Linked DNA regions of Homo sapiens: region 1 is linked to region 2. A link is a contact called in ENCODE Hi-C data. All regions are on one chromosome and are shown on one strand. Each heading gives the region's core, a stretch centred on a gene start or an enhancer-like site at or near the end of the contact. The rest is flanking DNA. Distances are from core to core; before and after follow the strand shown. Region 1 holds the start of CD320 (CD320 molecule). Region 2 overlaps INSR (insulin receptor).

The links. Hi-C counts contacts between places; a loop is a spot of excess contacts on that map. Pooled maps may share reads with other maps.
Region 1: a loop to region 2 is called in a map of CD8-positive, alpha-beta T cell, with 20 times the contacts of the local background. The contact joins the promoter of CD320 here to the enhancer-like site in region 2. A Hi-C loop is called at or near these places in 7 of 168 maps with a recorded cell type or tissue (B cell, CD4-positive, alpha-beta T cell, CD4-positive, alpha-beta memory T cell and 3 more) and 5 of 50 pooled maps.

The regions. Positions count from the first base shown.
Region 1 is chr19:8,307,108-8,310,065 of GRCh38, forward strand. It overlaps CD320 (CD320 molecule), which reads right to left and starts at 1,251. Exons shown (of 5, transcript NM_016579.4): 1 at 1,042-1,251. The coding sequence starts at 1,183. It also overlaps a transcript of NDUFA7 not described here. RefSeq lists enhancers at 14-754, 741-870, 755-1,494, 1,550-2,079 and silencers at 951-1,040, 1,015-1,353.
Region 2 is chr19:7,195,359-7,198,344 of GRCh38, forward strand. The region is part of intron 2 of INSR (insulin receptor); the gene reads right to left. Among named protein-coding and RNA genes, the nearest start is that of INSR, 98 kb to the right of the region's middle. RefSeq lists enhancers at 1,978-2,177, 1,990-2,826 and a silencer at 2,658-2,986. Within about 2 kb of position 1,518, at least 11 of the 41 ENCODE cell types and tissues checked have a DNase peak (open chromatin) inside an H3K27ac peak, as active enhancers do.

The DNA.
Region 1 (2,958 bases), core at 1-2,500, 1.1 Mb after region 2:
ATGGTGAAACCCCATCTCTACTAAAAATACAAAAATTAGCCGGGCATGGTGACGGTGCCTGTAGTCCCAAGCTACTCGGGAGGCTGAGGCATGAGAATTGCTTAAACCCGGGAGGCGGAGGGTGCAGTGAGCCAACATTGCACTGCACTCCAGCCAGGGCGACAGAGGGAGACTCAAAAAAAAAAAAACAAAAACTTTTGTACTTGGTTAACGTGAACGCTGCCTCCTTAAAAAAAAACAAACAAAAAAAAACCCAGGAACATTTAACGTGAATGTCAGGGACTTTGGGATGAGTCCAGGGACCTAGAAGTGCGGAATGCACAAAGGAGCTGGGAAAGTGTGTGAGCCTGAGCCCAGGGCTGCAAGTTGGGAGTGCCTGAGTGCACAGGGAGGCCACTCCAACCCTCCAGCTGCCTCTAGGGGTATCAGAGAGGGAGCCCGTCCCCACTGGCCACCAATACCTCTTAGGCCAGGGCGAACACGTCCACGGGGGTATATTCAACTTGTGACCCCAGTCTCTGCGAGAGCCTGCAGTAGCATGGGGGGGAGAGACCTCGCGTTCTCTAAGGATGGAGGACAAAGGAGGAGAGACTGGGAGGGCAGGGACGGTTGCGGAACGGTCACAAGGCCTGGGCGCGAGGGTTTGGAAGGCAAAGGTGCGAGAGGCACCAGGTGACCCGTCCTGCGTGATTAGCGGTCGGACAATCTGAGCCTGCTAAGAGCTTTCCTGACCACGCTGGTATGAAGGGCGGCTTGGAGGTGACAATGGGGGACGACAGGGCACAGCAGGTGTGGAGACGGTGTGCAGGGCCGGAGCAAAACCGTTAAAGGCAGGTGGAGACACCCTCCTCCCCTCCCCCAGCATGGGGTCTTCCTAGCACCAGTGCGCGCCTTCCCACAAGCGATGAAGTCCAAGTCCACGTGCTGGGGGAGTGTCATGAACTGACGTGCGGTGCAGCCAGTGACTAGGCGTTGTCGGTGCGCGGCGGCGGGGCGAAGCCTCGCGAGGGGTGGGAGCCCGCGCTGCGGGGCGTCACTCACCTGCGGCCTGGGCAGAGGTCGGGGTGGAAAGCGGGCTCGCGGCGGCCTCCAGGCCTAGTCCGAGGCCGAGCAGCAGCAGCAGCGCCAGGCCCAGAGCCCCTGTTCGCCACGCTCCAACCTGCGCCATCCAACCGCCGCTCATGCTGTCCCCACAGCGGCGCCGGCCACGCGCTGTCCAGACCGCTCTCTTATCCCTGCGCACGCGCACGCGCGGGGTTGGGGCGGGGCCCAAGCCCCTGAGTTCTGCGGCGCCCGCGGCTACGCGTACCGTAAATGTCAGAATAGCAGGGAAAAGAGAATTAGAGGCCCGTCCCCACTTTCCCCAGTGACCAGATCAGTTGAAAGGTATGGAGCCCGCTTGAAGTTAGAAACTTCTGGGGATGGGAAGGAATTTGTTGGTGTTCATTTGCATTATTTCCCGTTCCAAATGAGGACTGCTGCAAATGTTACTGCCTCGTGATCTTCTTTAATATGGCAGCCACGCCCCTCAGGCACTCCGCATTTCCTCCCTCATCCCACTGCTTTTGTGGCGCCGACAGGTAATTTATTTTATTTACTTATTCTGGTTTGTTGTCCGAGTCCCCATAGAATGCTAGCTACTGGAGGGCAGGGATCTTCTGTTGCTCACTGCTTTATTCTCAGGATCTGACACATAGTGCTTGACTCATAGTAGGCTCTTAGTAAACATTTGGTGAGTAAATGAATAAATGAAACGTCCATTCTCGGAGTCGGGTTGCTTGGGGGGGAAAAAGGAAAGGAAATCAATTAATTAATTAAATTTAATAATAAAGGCCGGGCGCGGTGGGTCACGTGTGTGATCCCAGCATTTTGGGAAGCAGAGGCGGGCAGATCGCTTGAGCCCAGGAGTTCGAGATCAGCCTGGGCAACACAGCAAGTCCCCGCCCGCCTCAAGAAAAAAGAAAATTAGCTGGGCATGGTGGCTCTAATTTGTAGTCCCAGCTACTCAGGAGGCTGAGGTGGGAGAATCACTTGGGGCTGCACTCCAGCGTGGGTGACAGTGAGACCCCATTTGTTAGAAAAGTTGGCCGGCGCGCTGGCTCACGCCTGTTAACCCCAGCACTTTGGGAGGCCGAGGCAGGCGGATCACGAGGTCAGGAGTTCTAAACCAGCCTGGCCAACATAGTAAAACTCCCGTCTCTACCAAAAATACAAAAATTAGCCGGGTGTGGTAACATGCTCCTGTAGTCCCAGCTACTAGGGAGGCTGAGATGGGAGAATCGCTTGAACCCGGGAGGCGGAGGTTGCAGTGCGCCGAGACCACATCATTGAACTCCAGCCTGGGTGACAGAGTGAGACTCTGTCTCAAAAAAAAAAAAAAGTTGTGGTCATAAAACTTGGTTCAGATGCCGTCAGCGGCATGCCTTGCCTAGGGTCTTGCCCTCCTTGTGGCCTCTGCACACCCTGCCTAGTCTTTCCTTCCCTCCTGACCTTTCTGAATCTGATTCATCCTTTTGCCCCAAGCAGAATCCCACCTTCTCCAGGAAGGTGTTAGCCTTTGTAGGACCCACTCTGGGACACTGGTACCTGCTGCCTGTAGCCGTGGCCTTTCCCCTTCCAGAGGGCAGGGCGGTCTCAGCACCCTCTTGGTCCACAGCTGATCTTTTTTAGCTGCTGAAGGGTCTGGGGCTGTGCCCTGGGGAAGCCATGACACTCCCCTGCGTAGGGTCACTGGGTGGCTCCTGCAGCCAGACTTGGACACCCTCCCTTTGCAGATTTCTGTCTCCTCCCCAGGAACCAGCTGCCTTCCTTCTGGGGCGAATTCATTCTTATCCCACAGCCCCAGCATAATGGGATCTGGCTCAGGGAGGCCTTTCCTGATCTGCCCTAGGTTTGCCTTCCCTGTGAGCAGCCCTTACTGTCCTCTGCCTTCCCCGTTGAGCTGCAGGGTGACCATGG
Region 2 (2,986 bases), core at 268-2,767:
TTGGCCAGGTGTGGTGGCTAACACGTGTAATCCCAGCACTTTGGGAGGCTGAGGCAGGAAGATCACTGGAGATCAGGAGTTCGAGACCAGCCTGGCCAACATGGTGAAACCCTTTCTCTACTAAAAACACAAAAATTAGCTGGGTGTGGTGGCGCATGCCTGTAATCCCGGCTACTTGGGGGCTGAGGCAGGAGAATCACTTGAACCCAGGAGACAGAGGTTGCAGTCAGCCAAGATCTCACCACTGCACTCTAGCCTGGGTGACAGAGTAAGACTCCGCCTCAAAAAAAAATAAAAATAAATAAATAAATAAATAAATAAAAGCCAATGTTGGGAAAGACACAGAAAACTGAGGAATTGTGCGGACTTAAGAGACAGCAGCATTCAAATGCAAAGTGTGATCCTAGATTGGAACCTTCGCCTAGGAAAAAAAATCTATATAGGGCAATATTGAGACAACAGATAAGATTATAGAAGACATTGGATTAAAATACTGTATCAATGTTAATTTCCTGATTTTGACAACGGCACCAGTACCATCATTATGTAAGAGAACTTTCTTTCTTTTCTTTCTTTTTTTTTTTTTTTTTGTTTGAGACGGAGTTTCGCTCTTGTTGCCCAGGCTGGAGTGCAATGGCACCATCTCGGCTCACTGCAACCTCTGCCTCCCAGGTTCAAGCGAACCTCCTGCCTCAGCCTCCCGAGTAGCTGGGATTACAGGCATGTGCCACCACGCCTGGCTAATTTTGTATTTTTAGTAGAGACGGGGCTTCTCCAAGTTGGTCAGGCTGGTCTCGAACTCCTGACCTCAGGTGATCCGCCCGCCTCAGCTTCCCAAAGTGCTGGGATTACAGGCATGAGCCACCACGCCTGGCCTCAGAACTTTCTTGTTCTTAGGAAATATCCACTGAAGAATTAAGGAGTATGTATCATGCCTGCAACTAACTCTCAAATAGTTCAGGGGAAAAAAATGTATATAATGTGTGTGCATAAATATATTAGAAAGGTAATAAAACAAGTAGAATAAAACGTAAACAATTGATTGATCTAGATATAATCTTGCAATTTTTCCGTAAGCTTGAAACGACATCAAAACAAAAAGCGACCAATTTGTCCAAAGCAAGGTTAAAAGCCAGAGAAATAGGAGACGCAGCGCTGCATTGTTAAATGACTTGCGCACAAAAATCCAGTCACTCTGACACTTTTTTGTTTGCCTCCCTTTTAAAGTTCAAATTAGTTTGGGTTTTTCTTAATTAAGAAGGTATGTGATAAAAAACAAAACAGAAAATACAGAAACCACCATTAAATGATTCGATAGCTCCACATATGTTAATAACATTTTGTTACATTCTTTCCAAAGCTTAAAACTTTCCGAAGTTTAAAAAAAACTTAAAAAAAAAAAGTTTAAAAACCTTTCCAAAGTTTAAAAAAAAAATACTCAAGATTTATGATTCCAAAAATTACTGCTTTCCAGAAATTTCCAAACGGAACAGTTGCGTCATGGGCCTGCTGGTACATTGACCACAGGGCCCCGCGGCTCTCCCTATAAGTGTGAGTTTTATAAACTCCTTAAAGTAATTTATTTTGTTTCCATTCAAGGCCTTTCTCTCCCACACTGGCCCCAGACCCTGACCTCAGAGGTTCGAGTCCCCGGAGCCAAATTCCTCTAGTTGGAATCTAGTAAATGATTTAATGGCAAAGGGGCAGGGGTTGGGGGCAGCCAAGGAGGTGAACTTTTGACAGCTTCGTGGTCAGCAGCGACGACCGCAGGAGCGCGTGTCCTTGAAGCGGGGAAGCGCCCCTTTTCCTTGCCTGACAATACCGCCCCACACGCGATGACGCCTTTGGAATAGAACTGCGCAGCTCTTTGGAGACATACGGCGCATATAGAGGCTAGAAAGGGAACAGAGTACCAGAGGGCCTTCCCGCTTCGGGAGCCGCAGGCTTCTTCTCTTCGGAGAGAGAGTGAGTGAGTGAGTAAGCGAGTGAGTGAGTGAGTGGGGAGGGAGTGAGTCCGTCCACGGGGGCGGGCCCTCTCCATGCTGCGGATCTCTTAGGAGATATACTGCGCACGCAGAGGCCCGGAAGGAGGCGGGGTCCCAGGGGTCTCCTCGCTAGAGCAGCCCCAGGATTGGCAGGTTCCAGAGTGGGAGTGGGGGTGTGTGTGTGTGTGTGTGTGTGTGTGTGTCAGGTTCCAGAGTGGGAGTGTGTGTGTTTGGGTGTGTGTGTGTGTGTGTGTGTCAGATTCCAGAGTGGGAGTGTGTGTGTGTTTGGCAGGTTCCAGAGTGGGAGTGTGTGTGTGTGTTTGGCAGGTTCCAGAGTGGGAGTGTGTGTGTGTGTTTGGCAGGTTCCAGAGTGGGAGTGTGTGTGTGTGTGTGATTGGCAGGTTCCAGAGTGGGAGTGTGTGTGTGTGTGTGTGTGTGTCCCCAGGATTGGTCGGTTCCAGAGTGGGAGAGAGAGCGAGAGAGAGAGAGAACGAGAGAGAGAGAGAGAGAACGAGAGAGAGTGTGTGCGCGTGTGTGTCTGTGCAGCCCCAGGATTGGTCGGTTCCAGAGTGAGAGTGTGTGTGTGTGTGTGTGTGTGTGTGTGTCCCCATGGTGGGAGTGTGTGTGTGTCCCCATGGTGGGAGTGTGTGTGTGTCCATGGTGGGCGAGCGTGTGTGTGTGTCCATGATGGGCGTGTGTGTGTGTCTGCGTGTGTGCCCGTGTCTGCGTGTGTGCCCATGGGGGCGAGGGAGGGAGCCCTAGGCGCTCAAGGCTCCGCCCCCTCGAGCCGGAGGCCTCAGCGCAGCACAAAGCCCGGGGCGCACTCCGCTCCGGGGAATCCGGCCCCGGCGGTTGCGGCGGCCGCAGCGCCGCCCTCGCGCTCAGCCAATGGGCGGGCGTGCTGCAGGGGCGCTGGCCCCGCCCCCCGGGTGCGCCGGGCTCCGCTCCCCAGACTGGCGCTCGGGCAGTGGCCGCCGCCGGGCGGTCCCGGCCAGAGGAAA